Linked DNA regions of Mus musculus: region 1 is linked to region 2. Evidence: chromatin loops called from intact Hi-C (ENCODE). Cell type or tissue: left cerebral cortex. All regions are shown on one strand. Links, peaks and the distances in the headings refer to the core of each region. The heading gives the core; the rest is flanking DNA. Region 1 holds the start of Gm32084 (a long non-coding RNA gene). Region 2 holds the start of Gm32259 (a long non-coding RNA gene).

Region 1 (11,756 bases), core at 5,022-9,021, 440 kb after region 2:
GCTGGATATAAAATTAACTCAAACAAGTCAATGGCCTTTCTCTATACAAAGAATAAACAGGCTGAGAAAGAAATTAGGGAAACAACACCCTTCTCAATAGTCACAAATAATATAAAATATCTTGGCTTGACTCTAACTAAGGAAGTGAAAGATCTGTATGATAAAAACTTCAAGTCTCTGAAGAAAGAAATTAAAGAAGATCTCAGAAGATGGAAAGATCTCCCATGCTCATGGATTGGCAGGATAAACATTGTAAAAATGGCTATCTTGCCAAAAGCAATCTACAGATTCAATGCAATCCCCATCAAATTCCAAATCAATCCTTCAACGAATTAGAAGGAGCAATTTGCAAATTCATCTGGAATAACAAAAAACCTAGGATTGCAAAAGTCTTCTCAAGGATAAAAGAACCTCTGGTGGAATCACCATGCCTGACCTAAAGCTTTACTACAGAGCAATTGTGATAAAAACTGCATGGTACTGGTATAGAGACAGACAAGTAGACCAATGGAATAGAATTGAAGACCCAGAAATGAACCCACACACCTATGGTCACTTGATCTTCGACAAGGGAGCTAAAACCATCCAGTGGAAGAAAGACAGCATTTTCAACAATTGGTGCTGGCACAACTGGTTGTTATCGTGTAGAAGAATGCGAATCGATCCATACTTATCTCCTTGTACTAAGGTCAAATCTAAGTGGATCAAGGAACTTCACAAAAAACCAGAGACACTGAAACTTATAGAGGAGAAAGTGGGGAAAAGCCTTGAAGATATGGGCACAGGGGAAAAATTCCTGAACAGAACAGCAATGGCTTGTGCTGTAAGATCGAGAATTGACAAATGGGACCTAACGAAACTCCAAAGTTTCTGCAAGGCAAAAGACACCGTCAATAAGACAAAAAGACCACCAACAGATTGGGAAAGGATCTTTACCTATCCTAAATCAGATAGGGGACTAATATCCAACATATATAAAGAACTCAAGAAGGTGGACTTCAGAAAATCGAACAACCCCATTAAAAAATGGGGCTCAGAACTGAACAAAGAATTCTCACCTGAGGAATACCGAATGGCAGAGAAGCACCTGAAAAAATGTTCAACATCCTTAATCATCAGGGAAATGCAAATCAAAACAACCCTGAGATTCCACCTCACACCAGTCAGAATGTCTAAGATCAAAAATTCAGGTGACAGCAGATGCTGGCGTGGATGTGGAGAAAGAGGAACACTCCTCCATTGTTGGTGGGATTGCAGGCTTGTACAACCACTCTGGAAATCAGTCTGGCAGTTCCTCAGAAAATTGGACATAGTACTACCGGAGGATCCAGCAATACCTCTCCTGGGCATATATCCAGAAGATGCCCCAACTGGTAAGAAGGACACATGCTCCACTATCTTCATAGCAGCCTTATTTATAATAGCCAGAAGCTGGAAAGAACCCAGATGCCCCTCAACAGAGGAATGGATACAGAAAATGTGGTACATCTACACAATGGAGTACTACTCAGCTATTAAAAAGAATGAATTTATGAAATTCCTAGGCAAATGGATGGACCTGGAGGGCATCATCCTGAGTGAGGTAACACATTCACAAAGGAACTCACACAATATGTACTCACTGATAAGTGGATATTAGCCCAAAACCTAGGATACCCAAGATATAAGATACAATTTGCTAAACACATGAAACTCAAGAAGAATGAAGACTGAAGTGTGGACACTATGCCCCTCCTTAGAATTGGGAACAAAACACCCATGGAAGGAGTTACAAAGACAAAGTTTGGAGCTGAGATGAAAGGATGGACCATGTAGAGACTGCCATATCCAGGGATCCAACCCATAATCAGCATCCAAACGCTGACACCATTGCATACACTAGCAAGATTTTATCGAAAGGACCCAGATGTAGCTGTCTCTTGTGAGACTATGCCGGGGGCTAGCAAACACAGAAGTGGATGCTCACAGTCAGCTAATGGATGGATCACAGGGCTCCCAATGGAGGAGCTAGAGAAAGTACCCAAGGAGCTAAAGGGAACTGCAACCCTATAGGTGGAATAACAATATGAACTAACCAGTACCCCGGAGCTCTTGTCTCTAGCTGCATATGTATCAAAAGATGGCCTAGTCGGCCATCACTGGAAAGAGAGGCCCATTGGACACGCAAACTTTATATGCCCCAGTACAGGGGAACACCAGGGCCAAAAAGGGGGAGTGGGTGGGTAGGGGAGTGGGGGTGGGTGGGTATGGGGGACTTTTGGTATAGCATTGGAAATGTAAATGAGCTAAATACCTAATAAAAATGGAAAAAAATATTAAAAAAAGAAAATATCCAATAAAAAAAAGAAAGAGGAAAAAAAAGAGATGTATTTGCAAGCTACAGATGACTATACCCTTTGTCTGTCAATCTCTTAACCCACAAGCCTACAAAATGTTTGGTATATTCACAAGGGACCCTCCATAGGTCACCTGTTCTCCCCAAGCTCTTGTGTATATTATCATCAGATTACAGTTTGCAGATGTAAAATCTCCCCAAGGTCCCTTCTGGCTTTAGCCAATCCCCATGTGACATTAACTTTCCTGTTCTAACATCCTATAGAAGACCCTCATCCCACCACACAGTGGTCTGTCTCATTTTCAGTGCTGATTTCATCTCAACACCACCATGTCACTCACCCACATCCATTGGCCAGGTGACTGCCATGTTCACAGACACAGCCATTAAACACTGCAGAGTCCACTTGCCAATTGGCTGACAGTGGTCATTGTAGACTTACTGTTTTTGTAGACTGTGTAAAGGTTATTCTTCTGTTGTTCCAATGCTGATTTTTCCAACCTTATATCATGTTTCAATTCAGGCAAAGCATTGAAATGATTAAGTAAAGAGTCTCCTGTCTCAAGTTTGTATAATCAATTCTTATCATTTATTCTCTGCCTTGTCAATAAATGCTGATCACACAATGGCTGGGCAGAAAAGAGAGTAGGGCAGGACTTCTACTAGCCAGAGGGGAGAGAAGAGGAGGAGGGAGAAAAAGAGGAGGAGGGAGAAAAAGAGGAGGAGGGAGAGTTGGAATTGGAGCCGTGAGGGGAGGGCCTGAGAAGACACCAAGGAAAGAAACATCTGAAACAGAGAGAGCTAGAGTAATATTAACCTGCAAGTATTACGGGATGGAGATAGGAAATAGACAGATTACCATAGCAAGTTAAGGTAGATCATTTAACTGCCTAGGTATGGAGGTGCAGCTTGCAAAAAATCTTAGTTTCTCTGTGTAGTTATTGGGGACTCACTAAGGTAAAGAAATACAGCTGTTGGATTAATTTACTGATTACATTTATATTAAAATAATTCATTTTACAGGTCACAGCTATGTGAACTCCGCTGTAACCAGGCTTCCTGCAGTCATGGTGGTCTTCCATGCCGGGGATTCCCAGGAAGCCGCCAGCATTTCTCAGCCTGAAGTTCATCTCTTCTCCTCCTTGGACACTCCCAGCCTTCACTTGCACTCTTTTATGACACTGTGGTGAGCTCACCATAACAAACACATGAATAGATATGTGTGTATGTCTTTCCATAATGTAACAACTTATGTAGTAACAATAGATTCATGTCAGTCTTACAGAGTAGTCCCGGAGTCCTTAATATAGAGCTGTTAGCAAATACAGATTTTTCCATCTCTGACCATGATTATATTAAGTCTCAAACCACATACATCACACATCATCATCATCATCATCATCATCATCATCATCATCATCATCATCATCATAATAATAATAATAATAATAATGTGTATGTCTGTGTGTGAGAGACAGAGGGAGAGACTGGGGGGAGAGGGGACTAAAGTGGGGTAAAGGGAGCTCCAGGAGGGTTAAAGAGTCCTACTGGATCTTACTAGAGAGCCACAGTGGTTAAAGAGCTAAATTGTAAGACTACGTAGTCTCAGCGTTAAGGAGATTTGTAGCTAAGTCAAGTTATAAAAGTGAGGTGTGGGATTGTGGAGGTCTTTTGAGGCAGACATATACTATATGCCAGTTGGTTCCTTGAAAGACACACATTGACAGTTCTGTGGGTGCCAGCACCCTTCCTCAGTCTGATGTGTTCCATTAGTTCTCCAGTCTTGTTTCTGATGGGGTTTTAATATATCCGTGGGCTAATGCCATGCCAGTTGACCCTGGTAAATTTATAAAATGGTAGTTTTTATTCTTAGGAGTAAGTTATTTGCCAGTCAGTGTCTGGTGAGCGATAGTGGACCAGCAGTGGTACTGACCTGAAAACCCAGAAGCAGAGCCATCCTGCTTTTATGACTGCCCTCAAAATTAAGCCAAATGCGGAGGGCAAAATCACCCAAGGCCACACACAGCCTGAAAGCTTCTGTTTCACACAATGGGAACCACTTACAGCACGGTACAGCCGGCTTGGGACAGGCACTTTCCTCCTCTTCCTTCTGTAGTGCCTTCTTAGCTTTAGAAAACTTACTTTCAAAATGCTGTTATGGAAGAACTGTCAGAGTTACAGAAAATACAGGAAATTGCAAACAGCCATTACAAAAAAACAAAATATTTGTGCCTGGCCCCACATTTATCCGGGAGTAAAATCATTGCAATAAAATCCTTGCTGCCATGATGGGTAACACTTCCCAGGCAGGTAAAGTGGGAGTATGAATTTCCTGTTTTCATGCAAGCAGTGCCTGCCTAGAGTGGAATTGGGTTGATTGAGGGGAGACCACTGACTTCATTCATTCCCCAGACCTCCTGTCCTGGCAAGTCTATAGAAGCCCTGTCTCCAAAAACAAACAAACAAACAAAAAAACAGAAGAGAGTCTTCTTTAAAATTCCTTTCATCCTTTATAGAAACAGAAAGAGCGAAGAAAGAGAGAGAGAGAGAGAGAGAGAGAGAGAGAGAGAGAGAGAAATTGCTTTCTAATCATGTGTCCTTGATGTCAAAAAGTCAAGCAATCTAAATAAAAAGAAAATCCTTTCTAAAAGGTCATCTTCCTACCCCTTTATAAATTTATCATAAAAAGTAATTTCCTTTCAGCTTAAAAGAGTAATTTTATAGCTCATTCACTATAACATATTCTTTTTTTTAATTAGGTATTTTCCTCATTTACATTTCCAATGCTATCCCAAAAGTCCCCCATAACCACCCCTCCACTCCCCTACCCACCCACTCCCCCTTTTTGGCCCTGGCATTCCCTTGTACTGGGGCATATAAAGTTTGCAAGTCCAAAGGGCCTCTCTTTCCAGTGATGGCCGACTAGGCCATCTTTTGATACATATGCAGCTAGAGACAAGAGCTCCGGGGTACTGGTTAGTTCATATTGTTATTCCACCTATAGGGTTGCAGACCCCTTTAGCTCCTTGGGTACTTTCTCTAGCTCCTCCATTGGGGGCCGTGTGACCCATCCAATAGCTGACTGTGAGCATCCACTTCTGTGTTTGCTAGGCCCCGGCATAGTCTCTCAAGAGACAGCTATATCTGGGTCCTTACAGCAAAATCTTGCTAGTGTAGCTCATTCACTATAATATATTCTTATAATGCCCCGGATATTTACTAAAATGTGCCTATCATTCATTCATTCATTCATTCACTCATTCACTTATTTTATCCACCTTTACTCATTCACCCACCAATCTGCCCATATCTTTCGAGTGCCTATGTATGTATTGATACATCAATCTCTTTATCTCCTCACATATCAATCCATGTAACCACCTATCCATCCATCATCCATTCACAGGTTTATCCATTCATCCACCCATGCATTGTGTCTATCCCATATATTCATGTTGATCCATCCATCCATTCATCCATTACCATATTCATTCTTTCATCCCATCCAACTATTCAGGTGCTCATTAATCATCCATTTATCCATCCACTCACACACCCATCCATCTGTCCATCAATCCATTTGTTTATCCATCCACTCACACAATCATCCATTGATCCATTGCCAGAATTCTTCTTCCTCCTTGCTGTTATCTCTCATTGTGACAAGTAATCAGATAACTCCTCTCTGCTCCCACAGATTTACCTCCCATAATCCCAAGTGGATACATCATACCCGCAGAAACTACTTATTTGTCCTCCCGACTGAAATATAACTTCTACAAAGACGTGAGTACACCTTATACACTTCCCAAATACAAATCTTATCCCTAAAGTGTTGTATGCGTATCATTTATTCTGATGCATCAACCTAAGGAATTTCAACTGAGTTCTAAAAGCAGGGTTTACTTACATACTTTTGTGTTCTTTTTTTCTTTTTGCTGTCACAATAGTATATCCAGGTCTACTTAGAAAGAGATTATGTAACCTTTCAAACTGTAATTTCATCTAGACAATGTGGAGTATCTCATTTAGAGGTCTGTGCTTTCATTGCATTCCGGAATTAATCTACTTGATGATTTTACCCCCCTGAAAGTTACTCTTCTAACTCAACAGAACCAAATGCATTCCTGATTCCCCCAGAAAAAGGGTATGCTTATAAGTCAGGGGATGTTTGGTGATAGTCAGATCTTGTCTTGGGGTTTCCTTGCTGTGAAGAGACACCATGACCCCACAGCTTTTACAAAGGAAGGCATTCAATTAGAGCTTACTTAGAGTTTCAGGGGTCTAGCTCATCATTGTCGTGGTAGGAAGCCTGGCAGTATTCAAACAGACATGGTACTGGAGAAGTCGCTGAGAGTTCTACACTACATCTGGACTGGCAAGCAGCAAGAGGAGATGGTGAGGCACTAAACCCAGCTTGAGCTTATAAGACTTCAAGCCTGCCCCCTAGTGACAAGCTTCCTCCACCAAAGCTACACTTACTATGACAAGGCCACACCTCCAATCAGTGCCACTCTCTGTGGGTCTATGGGAGTCCTTATTATTCAAGGCACCACAGCCCTCCCCTCAGGTTCACTTAGTGCCCTTCCTTGTTCACATTCGAGAGGTGTTCTTGGTGAGAAGCTCTGTGTGGCAGTGTGTGGTTCCAGAACTATATCTAGCAACTAAAAATTCTGAGTCTGGCAGCAGTAAGGAGTGTAGGAATGCAGCCTATCTTTCAAAACCCCAAACTGTTCCTATTTTTCCCTTAGACCAACTGTGTACTGTGGTTTTCTTTCCATGAAAAGCATGTGAAGAACCTAGCTGAGCATTATCACACCTGCCAATGTGTATTGATCACAGACTTCCCAGCCTGTAGGAATTTGGGCTGAAATCACCACTCCTGGCTTATAGCCTCCAGAACATGGGAAGAACAGCAAACTGAACTTTTGACCATCTGTTCATCATAGTCCTGCCTGCATATTCTAGAGCTCAAGGACCTAGGGATATCTCACGTCCTGGTATCTCACACCAGGGGATCAGCTTCCTACAGTGTTGAGACGTGAAGATAGATTGGCCTTAATGCTTAATTGCCCCTAGCAACCTCTTGCAGCAGGAAGGTCATTGGCCTTCTAGAAGTGAAAGCCTGAGCTTCCTCTCAATTAAAGGAGGGAGTGTGGGTCAGGAGAGGAAGAGGATGTCAGGACCTCTTCAAAGAAAGCAGACCACTTTGAGCAAGTCTGTCATTTGGAAGATCACAGACTTGGAAGGAACATGAGTGAATTTGTCATCATGCCATTCAATCAGCGCATGACCCTAGGGACAGCGGCAAATTCACTTTCCTATGAGCGTTGGAAGTCATAGGCTGATACAGAGGGAGACACAGATAGGAAGGAGAGAGAAGAGCAGTGCCAGAGTTGGTAGGGAAAAGCTAAAGCTCATGGGCAGCCTTCGGGCACATGATGATGAATGGTCTTCTCTGCACATCCTCCCAGGGGCTTTAATTCATTCTGTGCTAACACTGATGAGCCGTGAGGCACCATTCACTCCCCATGCCCTTAGAAAGGTTGTAGCGGCAGCAAAGCACCTTGCCATCCACGGGATGCTCACCTGAAGCTCATGGCACTGAGGTGTAGATCTGGGACACTGGTAGTGATTTTATCCAGACATCAAGATGAAGTGCTGTTCCAGGGCTCTCAGACACAAGAAAATTAATTGAATGCTGTGTGGAAATGCAGCCCCCTTAGTTTTTACAACCAACTGAGCAGGACCTTGACATTATTTGTCACCGTAAGAAAAGCCACTGTCTTATTTTCTTTCTTTTTAAAATTGGCACATTTATTTTTTATAAATCTCCCAAAGCACTCTAATTTCCAGGTTGTCTTGAAACCTATAAATGAATTCTACATTCTAGAACAACCCTGCAGTTGTTTTTGTTTTTGTTTTTTACATCATCCAGTATCAGCAGTGTCTTAATGCCTACTATAAAGTTGAGCTTAAAGCAGTCAAAGAGAGGTATAATGCCTGTAATTCCCAAACTCAAAAGGTGCTCAGAACATGAGGGTTGCCAGTTCAAGGCCAGTCTGGGCTACATAGTGAAAACTTGTCTTTAAAACCTGGGCTGAGCTTATCAGAAGCATTAGCAAACCAGATGAGGGCATACCATCTTAGGTTGATGGACATGTCAGTCTTTTCCCTTCCCTTGCAGCAACCTCAGCTCACCAAAGTACGAGCAATTATGCCATCTTCTCTGCCTCTTAGGCCAAGGATACAACGGTCATGTTGGGAAACTCTTCTTCAGGATAACCCTGTAAAGGTGAGCTGAACTAGAACTACAAGTTAACAGGTGCAAAGAATTCAGACTCCAGCTCATTTATCCTAATGGCTGCTGGGCCTGATGACAGCACTCTGGATCCAGCTATGGGAGTATGATATGGTGTGGCATGTGATTTAGAACTCCCTGAAAACTCCTGAGAGAGACAAAGGGCCCTTCAACATTCCCACTCCACAGAGCAGCTGTGGAAGGCACACACGGTACTTGAGCATCTGACGTCAAACCGCAGCAGTCAGGTAAGGACTGTCATTTCTTCTCCACAAACAGGAATTTACTGGTTTCCTTAACTGGGCAGTGACACCTGGCTTCCTATGTTTCAGCTGGGGAGGGTGTCCTTGCCCTGCCTGAGAAGGGGTGTCTGCAGACTGACATAGTCCCTGCCAAGAGATTATCTGGCATCCTGGATGAGCAGTTGGTGTATCCAGCTAGAAGTGGGAGTGTACTAGGTATCTCATAAAGAAACAAAAACTTAACACTGCAGTGTAGTTGAGCTGCATGTTGCTAAAAACTGGGATGGGGGAACTTTCTACCCCTCACTCTGCTTGCTCTGCCTTCCACTGTGCCAGATAAAGAGTACAGAAAACAATTCCTTCTCGATCCTAGTACTCAGGGTAAGTGCTTGCTGTCGGTGCAGTCAGTTTCTCAGAGGCTTGGTGGGCCCAAAGCAGGTCATGACTCTAATAGTATACGGATTCATATTTCCAAAATATCCACTTGATCTCTATGGTTATAGGAGAGACCCATGAAAATGGAAAGCTACAGAATGAACTCTTTGCTGACGTGTGAACTGGATATTAAGCCCCTTCTTTTGTCCACTTTGTCTTTGTGAAAACTGTCTATCTTCTAAAGCAACATGGCCAACATGGCTACACGTCAGCGGAACCTAACACCATGCTGAGAAGATGACTCTGGGTGGGTATGGCATATTCTGAATTCCCAGATGAGAGTCACTGTATAGCTTTGGCTCACAGAAAGTTATTTGCCACAGTTCACACCTTTAGACATTAGGAGAGTGTGCAGCCATATCACAGACACTGTGAAAGCAGGCGTGTAAATGGCCGTGAGCCTGACACAGAATCCAGTTATGGCTACATCTCTTTAATTGAATTGAGCTGACTGTAGTTAGTGGCCACATACACAAAAGTCCATAAGCCTTGACTCTATCCTGGACATGGTGCTCACTGGCTGAGATAAATAAGCCAGTACAGCCTGAGGCTCTCACAGGCTGAGGTGCTCACATTACATCTGGACTATAGAAACTGTCATCACTAGAAGTGGTGGTTTTAAAGTCTGTGGGAGAACCACTGTCTATTTATCTCATTTCTGTCAACTTGTGTCTCTTCTGTACATGTGTCTTTGGTTTATTCTGACTTAGGTAAATTGGCAAATTGTACGCTGACCTAGGTTTAAGTTTGAACAAAACCAAATGATTCTTTGAATTCTACCAGATAAGTTAATTAATTTTAATGCAATAAATTATTCATTTTTAAATCCTAGGAAACTTTAAGATGATTCTCAAATGAGCTGGAAGACTGGAGTGACCATTACCACCTCCCCCAACAGGAACATTGTAACTACAGTATGTTCTTTAACCAGGAATGAAACTCCAAAATCATCCTTCATAAAAGCTACCCTGTTCTGGTTTTCCTAGTTCTCCAGTCTGTCTGTTTTTTATCCAGAGATGCAATGCAGGTACTATGTTGTGGTGTTAGCATCGCAGACCCTTAGTTTCCATGGCTTAAAGATATTTTTTCTTAAAATAATCATAATCAAGTTTATGAATGAAAACACACACACACACACACACACACACACACACGGCCAGGCATGGGAGTCAAATACTTCACCATCTTTATTGTATGTAGAACCTAAAAATGACAATATTATGGAGGTGAGGAATAGAAACTAGTGTCAAGGCAGAAATATGAACCAAGGAGATTATGGTCCAAGGTCCATGTTTAAGACAAGAAAATTCTGAAGCCCTAAGATGTAGCATTGTAACCACAGAACTAGAACTTCAAGTAACAGGTACAAAGAATTCAGGCTACAGCTCATGTATCCCGATGACTGCTGGTCCTGATGATATCTATGGAAGTAGGATATAGTGTGATTTATGATTTAGAACTCCTTGAAGACTCCCATGAGGCACAGTGTTCCTGGAAGTTGGTTAAAGATTTTAGGAGATCTCATCACAAAAATCCCAGAATTTGAGTAGAGTTCCTTAGAACAGAATATGAGGAGACAATGTGTCCTATCAATTTTTATGTTAACTTGACACTAGATAAAGTAATCTGAGAAGAGGAAGCCCCAACTAAGAAAATGTCTCTGTAAGATACTGCTGTAGGCAAGCCTGCAGCAGCAACCTCTTCATGGCCTCTGCATCAGTTTCTGCCTCCAGGTTTCAGCCCTGCTTGAATTCCTATCCTGACTTCCTTCAGTGATGAACTATGGCATCCAAGTGTAAGCCAAATAAGCCAAGTTGCTTTTGGTCATGGTATGTCATCACAGCAGTACTAACTTAACTAGTACAGAAGTAGGTACCAGGATAATGAGGTATTGCTATGATAGACCTGACCATATTTTGTGGAAGGACTTTGGTAGTTTGGGCTAGAAGATACATTGAGTGTGGAGAGCTCAGCGAGCTGTTTTGTTGGAGCTTTGAGGATAAGAGTAGTACAGAAAATGAAGGCCTGACTTGTGAAGTTGCAGAGGAAAGCCAGGGCTCTACTAAGCCATTTTGTGTGAAGAACCTATAGTTTCTGGTCAACAGGAGCTGAAGAATCAGCTGAGCTTAACGGGAGGCCAGAACCACTAAAGTAAAACCTTTGACTTACTGAGACAATTGATGCTGGTCAGCTGGAGATTAGAAATTCATGGTGATCGAGACCAGCATCATTGAGGTGGAGTCTGGAAAGTATTTTCTGAGAATCAGCACAGGGAAGCTGCGTTCCAGAGGTAGCTCAAGCTGACAGCTGATCTTGTTAGTGTAAGAGTCACCCAGGTGGTACAGCTTTTGGGTTTGAGAGCATGAAGTGGTCATGGAGAACAGCTGAGGCTTTGCACTGCACAGGCCAGAAGAGACCTCTGGTAAAGTGGTAAAGATGCAGC
Region 2 (11,756 bases), core at 4,021-8,020:
GGAGGAATGGCCAACCAATAACCAGCCCAACTTGAGACCCATCCTATGGGCAAGCACCAATCCCTGACACTATTAATGATACCCTGCTATGCTTGGGGACAGGAGTCTAGCATAGCTGTCCTCTGAGAGGCTCCAGCCAGCAGCTGACTGAGACAGATGCAGAGACCCACAGCCAAACACTGGACTGAGGTCGGAGACTTTTATGGAAGAGTTGGGGGAAGGATTGAAGGTCTTTAAGGGGCTGGGAACCCCACATGAGGGCCAAAAGAGTAACTAACCTGGACCTCTGGGAACTCTCAGAAACTGAGCTGCCAACCAAAGAACACACATGGGATGGACCAAGGCCCCTGAAACATAAACAGCAAAGGCGCAGCTCAGTCTCCATGTGCACACACACACACACACACACACACACACACACACACACACACACACACACAACTGGGGCAGAGGCTCTCCTAAAGCTGTAGCCTGACTGTGGTATCCATAGCCCAACAGGCCTCAGTGGGAGAGGATGTGACTAATCTGGCAGAGACTTGATGCACCAGGGTTGGGGGAATACCCAGTGGGGGCTCACCCTCTCAGAGGAGATAGGGAAGGTGGGAAAGGGTCTCTGTGAGGGGTGACCTGAAGGGGGTAGCGTTTGGGATGTAAATAAAATGAAATAAAAAGTCCCAGGATGAATATAGTGTCAGGTCTCACCATGCTGGATAGATAGCAGCTGAATCCTATAATCCACACAGCCCTTACCCAGAGAAATGGGCTGCCAATGGTGTCTGTACCACAGGATTCCTGTCCCACGAAACCGAGATAGACATTCCATCAATAGGACATAGTGAAGCAGCCCTATCCAGTAGACTGGTGCATATGGTATCTGCCCCCAAGGCCAGCAATGAATATACAGTCAGTACTTGCAGATGTAGGATGGGCACAGTATTCTTCCCCTTGGCCATTCACATCCTAACTCATTGATCTAGAATAGACAAAGATAGTGGTGTTTCTATGGATCTATGGGATAAACATGGCCCTAGTAACCTTGTGTGGCTGGCGATGCTATCCCAATTCTGGGGTGGTAGATTGCTCAAGGGTGACATAACACTGGACAGTTTGGAGTATCCACGATCATGCAGACTGAGCCATCTTACTTTTACACATGTTATTGGAGAAGGGGCAGGCCATGGAATATGAACTGGTAATGCATTGTTTAATGGTTTTAAGTCAATCCACAGGAGGCTGTTAAACACAATTAGTTCATGTGTGAAGTTCTCCTAACTGCTCGTGTAAACAGTGAGGACCCAGGATTCTAAGTCTTTATGTCAGAACATAAACCTGTGCACACGTGCATGGCCTCTGTCATATGATCAGGGCTTGCTCTTTCCCTTGGTGGTGTGATCACTGATGCCATAGCCACCTCCACTAGTCTGAACAGTGACAGTCATAGTCTGTCTTCTTCACCGTTTAATGGGCTCTGATGTAGTAGTCCAATATCCTCCATCCATTTAGCATTGCCCAACCTAAGGCTTCCTCCTCTCTCCCAGAGGCACGCCCAGGCTGTCTTTGTTACCTCCTCTGTACTTTTCAGATTTGGGCTACTCTGCTTCTCAGGTATGTGCTCCACCCAAAGTATGCCTCTTCACCAAAGGTATGGAAATGGGGAAGAAAAAGAAGAGGAGGAGGAGGGGTGGGGGAGGAGGAGTGGGAGGAGAAGCTGGTGGTGGTGTCAAGGTCATTTGGATGTGCTCTAAAGTTGTGCTTTAAGGAACACAGGGCGTGTCCACGATACCCAGCCGAGGACCCTCCCTATTCAGTGGTTTTAGTGTCATTTGTTTAGAGTTGGTGTGTGGGTTAGCTATTCCTGATGATTTTTGGACCGACATCAGTGAGGATATGAAATGAAGAGTAACTGTAGTTGCTCTGTCATGGTGATGGGGTCCACCCTTCTGGCCAATTTGCAACCAAGGAAATTAAAAGCATCCATGATGGTGACATGGGACTGAATTCCTAGGCTGTGGAGTCAGCCATGAGTACCTATTATTAAGCGATCTGCATTGCTTTCCCTGGCTTGCCCCAGCTCAAACTCCTCCACAGGCAGCACATGAGGACTCTTACCTTCATTTCGAGGTACCTGAAGTCTACGATTTCCTCTACACCTGTACTGTGTCCCTGCCGCAGGCTTCTGTCTCACAGACAGTTCTTTATGCCACAGCTAGAGATCTCTCAACACAGACAAGACTTCTCAAGTGCTTCGTGTGAACACTTCACAGCTGTCCTTTGCCCTTGAGACCCCTTACCCCTTCCATTGTCAGGCCAGGCCCTCCTCTTCTGGCCAGGCCCTGTCTTCTTTTCTCAGCGCTCCTCCCTTTGTCCCCCAGCCCTTTGGCTCTGATGCCATGGTGTCCTCACAGTCATCCAGGCCTTTGGAGTCCCCTGGCTGCTCACTTTCACCTCTTCAGCCTTGTCCTCTGTGTGCTGGCGTCTCTGGGCTGCTCTAACAAGGTACCGGCAACTCTGGTGGAAGATTAGAGGGGAAGAAGGATCCCTCGCTCCTGGAGATCAGTGTTCCGGGCTGATGAGCGAGTCCAGCTCCCGAGTGTTCCGGGCTGATGAGCGAGTCCAGCTCCTGAAGGCCCTGGCACACTCTACCGACCTCCTCTCAATCCGGGTGCTGCAGAAACCCAACACACATTTGGTGGGCAGGGTCTTCCTTCTGAGTTTCTTCTTTTGGTTTGAGCCCAGCCTGACCTCCCACAGTTTCACCTAAACATGATCCCATCTGTAGGGACTTCAGTATGGCTACATTTTGTCCTGGTAGGTTCTGGCTACCACTTTCTCATATCTTCCTTGTGACACTGTTCAACCTACGATATGGCTTAACGTTGCTAGTATTTTTACCCATATTATTCATTTATTTCTTGTTGGGCATATGTTTATCTTACTGTTTATTAAATGACTCACTTCTTTGCTATGCAAGCCCAGGACCAAAACCTATCCCTGTCTTCAGTGCACCTTTGGTTTGCAACACACAGTAAGTCTGCTTGCATTTTCCAAATAATTGAATGGAATGAATTTATATATGGATTAACATGATTTCAAAGCTTTACTCCTCTGTTCTTTACATTTTACATGAGAACTATTGAGTACTTTAAAGATTTTTCCCACTTAATTAATATATTCAAGCCCTTCCTTTCCTTATAAACGTTGATAACCAATATATTCCTGGAAAATGTGTGTTTGTCTCACAGTTTCAATTTTTTTCCCATTGTCTTCTGTTTAAATTGTTAGAGGAGTTTTAGGGCAAACCTAGCTCATCAGGGAGTACTGAGAGACTAGACTCAGCCACTGTCTTGATGTGCCAAGGAACGTGATAAGTAATGATAAAAAATAGAGATAAAGGTTTAATCATTTCAGCCATATAGCGAATAGAAACAAGATACAGGAGTTCAGTTGCCCTAAGTCTGTCTTCAGGAAAGTGACATGAGGTTTAAATAAAGGGATAATTAGGGTAGACTGGCGAGAGCTATTCATAAGTAAGCAATTTTGTCAAGAACTGGCAGGGTTGATAATTATCTCAGTTTCAGCAGGTGGTTAGAAGTCCTTAATGAATCAGGATAGAAAAAAAATTAAGGAGACACTGGAAGGGAAAGGAGCCCCCTCACCCCTTCCCTGAAATCTCCCATCCATTGAGATCATGAAAGATGGCTGTCTCTAGGCTTTTATCTGCACTGGTCAGGAGACATGCAGGTCATCATGGTCGTGTTCTGGTAACTGACAACAGTGGTGCTGTTGAGCATCCTCCAGCAGGAGAGCTGTGCTCAGGTGATTTCAGGCCAATACTATTGATGGCCTTACCCTACAAGCTCCTACCTCTGAGCCTTAAAAACTTGTGTGCCAAGTGACTTCTCCAACACTTGTGAAAAGTCGGGTGAACTTCCTGGAAGGTAGCTGAGAGCATCTTAGGAAAGGTTCGTAAGACTAAGACCATATCTGTATCTCTTCCAATGATCTGCTACCCAATGTGCTTGGTTCTGAGGATCAAGGAAGATACCACGAGTCTCTACTACAACCTCTAGAAATTATCCTCTGCTCTCTGGTTTAGGACTCTAGTCTTGTCATTCATTTGGGGGTCTAAGAGTGCTGGCCCATGACTTCATCTCAAGGGTGTCTTAGGAGGTGGTGCTGAGCACATCCCTCAGGGCCAGGCACCCATTGCCTCTCTGTGTCTCACTTGAATGATAGTCAGATGTGTAGAAGTGCCTCTGACCTAGGGTAAAGAAAGATAACTTATCACCAAATGAGGGCCCAGCCAGGCCAGACACCAGTCATCTGCTGGAAACCTGACTTGGGCAGATGCTCTGTGGATTCCTAATCCATTTTGACCTGACCTACAATCCAATTTTTTTCCCTTTAGTATCAGCTACAAAATTTTAACAATGAATTATTTGATAGCATTTCTCTTTTTATTAGACGTTTCAAAGGAGGTCAAAAAAGCGTTGTTTGACTGTTCAGGCAGGAACTCCTGGAAAGACCAGGACCATCTAATCATGGTGCTCTTAGGGAGCATGACTTTGCCAGTCAGCTGATCGTCTATGTTGCCAGCAAGTCTGACTTCTTTGGTCATCTGATCACCAACTCCACACGGGCTTGGCATCTACCCCTGGCCTTAGGCCTCGTTTTTGCTGCTTCCTAGCTTTTTCTTAGTTGAAACACCTAAAACAGCATTTTTCATCTGTCTGATGTTCAGTTTTGCACATTGCTACAACACAACGGAAGGGAGAATGGCCTGCATCTGATCCACTGTATACAAGAGGAACAAATACAAGGGATGGATCATATTTCTTCTTAGAAGATACCATGAACCCTGAGTGAGAAGCACAGAGTCTCTCATCCTTCTCCTGTGCTCCTCCTGTCTCATTTCCTGAGATTGTACAGTGCTCACCTTAGTGGTCATGACCCAGTGCTCACCTTAGTGGTGATGACCCAGTGTTCATCTTAGTGGTGATGACCCAGTGCTCACCTTAGTGGTGATGACCCAGTGCTCACCTTAGTGGTGATGACCCAGTGCTCACTTTAGTGGTGATGACCCAGTGCTCACCTTAGTGGTGATGACCCAGTGCTCATCTTAGTGGTGATGACCCAGTGCTCATCTTAGTGGTGATGACCCAGTGCTCATCTTAGTGGTGATGACCCAGTGTTCATCTTAGTGGTGATGACCCAGTGCTCACCTTAGTGGTGATGACCCAGTGCTCACCTTAGTGGTGATGACCCAGTGCTCACTTTAGTGGTGATGACCCAGTGCTCACCTTAGTGGTGATGACCCAGTGCTCATCTTAGTGGTGATGACCCAGTGCTCATCTTAGTGGTGATGACCCAGTGCTCATCTTAGTGGTGATGACCCAGTGTTCATCTTAGTGGTGATGACCCAGTGCTCATCTTAGTGGTGATGACCCAGTGCTCACCTTAGTGGTGATGACCCAGTGCTCACCTTAGTGGTCACGACCCAGTAGCAGCTTTGTCACTACTGTGCTCCTAAAACCCTTGTTTTTTGTTCTACTCCTCATCCACTCATAGCTGTAGCTTTTTAATATTGCTTAGACTCAAACACACACACACACACACACACACACACACACTCACACACACACACACACTCAAAACATCCAGAAGTTCAAACCGCGATTCTCTCTTTGTAATTACAATAGTATCCGTATGAGAACAATCGCTGTCACTCCTGCAAAGGGAGGAGTCATTTACTTGTCATTTCCCCAGTAGTCAGAGGTCTGGGAAGACATTCTGGTCTTGCAGGCAGGGCTTTCAAATACCTTAACTGGACACTAGGGGGAAGCACCTTCCTTCCAACAGGCCAACAGGCAGCCTGTCATACATTTCCACATTTGAAAAAAGTAAACTTTCATATGTTCAGTTTCTGAAGCGAGAGCTTTAGTTTGCACCATTAAATATATTTATTGAGAATGATGGAATAGATAAACACAGCATTATTTTACTCCTCTGGCATAGATTAAGTTTTAGAAGACTAGTCATTTAAAAATTGCCTGTGAAAAAAATTGGTAATCACAGGTACAACATTTAGAGAAAAATACCTACTGAATCTGATAGCACACTGTCATTTTATACTTATGATATTTTATTATTCTCCTTTTTCAATGCTCGTGGAGACATTCACATAAACACTGAGCAGGACACATCCCGCTGTCTTAGTTTAATTTATTTATCCCTGTCTCCTTAAGTATGAACCTCTCATGTGGCTCACCAATCTGTGCCATTTATTTTCACACCTTCAACATCTCTAGCAGCACGGGGATGGCTGAACAAAAAAAAACCACATGTGATAACTCATTTAGAAACTGCCCCAAGGAAGAGGCTATGTCTTCCATTTCTAACCAGGCACACCTCTGTAAACTGCCTTATATTAACAGACAGGCTACTCCTTAAGAGGAAGGAAGGGGGCAGAAGGAACCCATTGCCACTGCATTTTCTTGGGACAATGCAGTCAATACAACACAAGGAGTCCCGATTTCTGCCTCATTCCTTACCACCAAGCGATATGCCAGAAGAATATGCATATTTGGGGAGCTAATACCAGCAGGTGCATTGATTATAACCCTCAGCATCTGAATACTTTTATCTCTCCTTTTGTTTTTGTTTTTTTTGCTTTGATTCAAAATAGAAAAAGAAAAGAAAAACGCACCTGGCTCTATGGCTGGAGGTACAGATGCACAAACACTCTCTTGGGTGTTTGCTATATTTGAAGTCAGGGAAGTGAGAGGAAAGCCAGCACAGCGTAGATGAGCAGCTCTGTCAATGTTTGTATCTAAACTCCAGACCTCTGGTGGCTCCAGGTGCCACCCTTGTCAGCCCCAGCCTCCTGCTCCTGGTTGGTGAGTGCCGTGCTCTTCTTTGCAGGCAATGCCAGGTAGGCAAGGGCTTGGGTACAGGTGAAGCATGGCAGTTTTCCTTAGCTTATTTTCCATGTGTGTAGTTTTTAGTTACTACTACTTGAGCCAGAACAGTACTTCTGGAGTCTAGCCCAGTAAAACTAAGAGCCAAGGCCATTCATGTACCTACTGAAGTCAGACAGAGAAGCCAGGGTAGACTGGATGCAAAAGTAGAGGCCCTGGCATGGAGGCCAGTTGGAGCTAGACTTTAGATTTTGCTGAATTCAGCCTTCACTGAGAGACAAGGATCAGGTCAGGGCAGATCAGGTTCAACACAGCATGTGGTTGCCTGGTTCCAGAGTGTGTAGGAGAGAAAGTAGAAGATGGTACTGTAAGTAAAACTGTTGTCTCATTTGAATCACTCTTGTCCTTAGGAACAGAACTCCATAGAACCAACCCTGTCCTTAGGATCTCATGAGTGCTCAGGTAGGCTGGCAGTTGCTTGTCAATCTACCTCACAGAAAGAGGTCATGCAAGCCTTCTGGTGGCCAAAGTTTTCAAGAGGATCCTTGAGTGGGAGGTTGAGGACATTGCTGGGAAGAGAACTGAGAAGTTCTGTCTTTGTTGCCAAGTTTAGGGGGGCAGAGGTCACAGCTAACTGTGTGGGGCTTGGGCAGCTGCAGGGGAAGAAATCCTACTTACCTCCAGGAGCCAGATTTCCCTGCTTAGGTTTCAGGAGCCACGAGGCCTCCATGCTTTATTTTGGCAGAAACAGGAAATTGGCCAAGGCAGGAGTTCTTTGGTCACTTGGGTTGTGTGTTTGCCCTGCCTGAGGCAACTTATTAGGAAGAAAGTTTAATATAGGCTCGTGTTGTGAAGATTTTAGTTCACGATTGGCTAGCTCAGTTGCCTTAGGTCTTTGTTGAGGCAGGACATTCTGTGGGGACACATGGTAGAAGATGCTGCTCACATTATGGTCACAGAGAGCAAAGAGATAGAGAGAAGGCTGAGTCAGCACTATTCCTTTCAATGGTATGCTCCTGATAAGCTAACTCCCTTCTACCAGAGCCTGCTTCCTAACAGTCATACAACACTCAGTAGTCCCAGAGGCTGAATAGCAAACCTTCAGTATTCTGCTGATGCACTTCAGTGGTCACTTCAGATCCCAAACAACCGAAAACCCCATGGTTTATAACCATGTGTGCATGTATGGCTGCCTATTCATGTTGGTTATAGGTTTCCATCGACCCGATCTCCATCTCTAGTCCAACGTCTACTGGTTTCTTTGTACCTGTTGTGAAACCAGCTTGGGCTGCTATCATATATTACCACAGATATGCAGCCTTCCTAGTTCTGGAGGTTGGAAGCCCGTGATTCATCTGCTGGCAAATTCATAGACACTTAGGTCTTCTGTCTGTGAGGCCACTTTGATCCAGGGCGGAGTTAGGGCAAGAGTTGTTTTATGGCCTTTCTCCTTCTGGAAATGTCCACACATCTCCATAAGCGCATAAATGAAATTTTACTTGCATAAATAAGTTATTTATCAGCCATTGCCTTATAGCTGGGGCTAGAAAGGTGTTGGTCTCTACAACTCAAATGGAGCTAACTTTTGGGTTGTAGTATGAACCCACCCAAAGCAAGGCATAGCCTGATGACCAGAGTTCGACATAATACGGAGTCACTAAGAGGATGCCATAGAGTTCTCTCTCCATCTGCTTATAATCTTATGGAAGAAACCCATAGTAAGTTCACAGCGGTATCATTTTTTACTTCTTATTTATATGTAAATCAACATGTCAAGTTCTAATGGCCAGGGCACTTGGCTTTTCCTTAGGTCAAATGTGGCTCTCCAACTGGCTACAAATCACTAATAGAGGGATTTGAAGCATATTCTCAGATACTACCACAGCAGCCTGCAGTCTATTCCTGCAAGAAGGCATATAGGGACAGTACATTAAACCCAATGTAGGGTGGGGTCTTTCTCTCCTTATCACTTGTTCCTCTGTTACTGCAAAGGCCCCTGCTCCCTCTGACCTTCAGGGCTTTGAATACCTCATGACAACTGCTCGTTATATTCTCGAGCAGTTAAGGGGTAGATGGAGATGGCTTGACAGTTTCCTGGACTTTGTTAGAGATCAGTTTGTCATCTCACTGATTTTTTTAAGAAATGCTATATAACTGAAATATAATTTCAGAGACTTTGTTAAGTTGCAACAAAATTTCCTCCTCACTTCAAGCAATCAGGACTCATTCTTACTAGATTAATGGTCCTAGAACGTCTTTTTTGCATCCCATTCCCTACAACGTAACTGCAATTTTCATGGGGCACAAAAAGAGACAAAGCCCACGAATGGATGATGCAGGTATCTAAGCTACTAAATTGTGAATAAAATCAGCAGATGATTGTCCCTGAGTTTTTAACATGCAGATTTTTGTTTGGAATTCAATGAATGGTGGGGCAGTTTTTTTGACAAAAAAAAAAAAAAGTGGTATTCAGAAACCGTGTCTATAAACCGTGCCTATAGAAACATAATTGGCAGAACCGAGCTTATGGGTAGTGCATTTTTCATCGGTGCATATATCAGCTCTTGATGTCATTAGGCTTATAGGAACGGAGATGTTACAGTCAGTCTCTGGCCTGCTTGAGAGTTGTCACTGATGTTCTGGGTACCTTTCTGCACTATGGTGGCTGCTTTCACGCTGAGGTGCCTCGTGTTCAGTGGATGAAACTGCAGAAGTTTACTTTTTCACAGTCCTGGAATTGGAACTTCTCAGCTACTATGGTGCAGGGCTGCTTTCATCTGAGATTTTGCTCCTTGGTTTGCAGATGCTGGACAAGTCCCTAAAGAAGATGCCAGCAGCAGTGGTGGGAAGACACAGTCAAAAGCTCTTCACAGCAGCAGGGGGCATTTGTTTTAGAAACCTACACTCAGGCAGGGCAGGGTCCTGTGCCAGAGAACAGTTCAGGACTAGCAAGAGTGAGGTAGACTTAGTAAGCTTAGGAAAAAGGCAGTACACAGTCTCAAGAAATGAATGTTAGCTTCTTAATAGACACACACACCTCCTCGTCTTTACTATAGCTACGCTTATGATTTTGTAGCTCCCCAAGTTACATTGCTTAAATGGTGTAATTCAGAGCAAGATTTACAGAAGAGAAATTTAAAAGTTAAATATAAATTTTTAAACTTGGTTTACTCATTTCTCCCATCTAAAAGCACTTCCTTTTGTAAATAAAATTGTGAGACAGATTCATGGGGTGAGATTTAGGCTTATGCATGAGAGAGGCGGGCTGATGAGTGATCCTAAAGGCAATGCTTACCGGATATGAGCAAGCATGGCTCCTTTGTTGGTTTTAGCATCCTTCTTTGAGGTGACTTTAGGAAAACACACAACTTTGTTGGCAATTGTGTCGTTGTTTGCTATGAAGTATCTTTGACTTTGAGTCAGTGGGACAGTCAGGGCATCCTTCCTTTTTCTTTCCTTTTTGTCTTCTCCACCTTTCTATCTTCATGGTGATGTGTTGGTAGGTCATAACCGTTGTCACCCTATATGTCCTTTTTCAGGAGTGTAAGTGAGGATGTTTGTTGGTCTAATGTGTTCAATATGGTTTCACCCCCCCCCCTTTGATACAGTTTGAATATACTCATGTGCTCACGTGTTTCCAGTAGACTTTGATACTTTCATTAGACTATATACTTGAAAGGATAAGTTATCAGTCTGTGCCTCATGACTGGTGCTGGACAAGTGGTGGCATCCGTGTGCACAACGAGATGCATTATCCTGCTTCTGCACTCAATATGAAGCCATGTGCTGCTTGTAGAATAAAGTTATTCAGGGCAAGACACAGGCTGAAAGCCACTGCTTCATATAGTTCATAGTCACTTAGAACAAGGACTAGCCTGCCCCTGCCCTACAGTTCCTTGCTTTAACTCTGTGTAAGCTATATTGATAGGCTTTCTGGGCAAGTGAGCGGGAGATTTGACAAAAAGACCTTTAATGTCGTGCATTGATCTAAAGATTCATGGTCTTCACTTAACAGCAGCAACTGTTTCTATATTTTTCAACAATAAGGTATTTATCTTAACTCTTCCAGGATATCTTCTATTTATCTCTTTTCGATGTGTAAGGCCTGTACTTCATATTCTAGCTCTTTATTTAATTTAATTAATTTATTTGTTTTGGCATAAGGTAGATGCTATGAAGACAAAATAGCAAAACATTGTTTCTTTTGTTTGGTGAGTAAATTATTTTATGAACTACATTACAGTGGTTCATCTGCTTCTCTGATTATAACAAAATATTGCATATTGTACTTGGAAGAGATTTAAAGGACTAGAACATTATTTTAGAAGGTATAGTTAATCCCCACTTGATTCACATGACTGTGTGGTTCATACTGTGCTTTGTAATCTGCATATCCTATGTTAATTAATCAACCAGTTATTTACAGAGATCTTCTATCCTGGGCTGGATCCATGGGTTAGCTAGCAGTAAACCTTTGACTGAAGATGTGAGTGTGTTTACTTTGCTGTCTTCGTTTGCGTTCTAACACACCTAGCTCAGATTTCTCTTTTCCATGATTTGAAGAAGCCATAGGAGGAAGATGTAACTTCTACCTTAAATGGTTCCCAGAATGTTAGAGAATATAGGTGACTAATTAACTCCTCAGAAAGGAAATGGACATTCGTCCTATGGGAGGGAGACACACTTGGGTCAGACTCTTATCTTTTCTCTTCTTATATGACACGAATGGAATTTGTACATCTATACATGCCGTACAGGTTCCTGGAGCTACAGGCAAGCCCAGATTGAAGAGGCAGCAAGCCAGCCATGAAGTTATTTGGGCTTCATGTGGTGAGACAG

Evidence for each region. Peaks named below come from ENCODE experiments on the same cell type or tissue, not always from the same donor. Only the 100,000 strongest peaks of a DNase experiment are listed, where the experiment ranks them.
Region 1: a loop joins it to region 2, with 4 times the contacts of the local background. A loop is called at or near these places in 2 of 42 quality-filtered maps.

What each region holds. Positions count from the first base shown.
Region 1 is chr12:30,137,316-30,149,071 of GRCm38, reverse strand. Gm32084 (a long non-coding RNA gene) reads left to right here and starts at 3,252. Exons shown (of 6, transcript XR_381415.3): 1 at 3,252-3,521; 2 at 6,033-6,121; 3 at 8,523-8,630; 4 at 8,719-8,884; 5 at 9,382-9,560; 6 at 10,146-10,625. In left cerebral cortex, for the core only: a CTCF peak has its summit at 6,802 (motif pointing left); a DNase peak (open chromatin) is centred at 6,785.
Region 2 is chr12:30,572,297-30,584,052 of GRCm38, reverse strand. It overlaps Gm32259 (a long non-coding RNA gene), which reads left to right and starts at 6,860. Exons shown (of 4, transcript XR_872635.1): 1 at 6,860-6,931. In left cerebral cortex, for the core only: a CTCF peak has its summit at 5,833 (motif pointing right); a DNase peak (open chromatin) is centred at 5,831.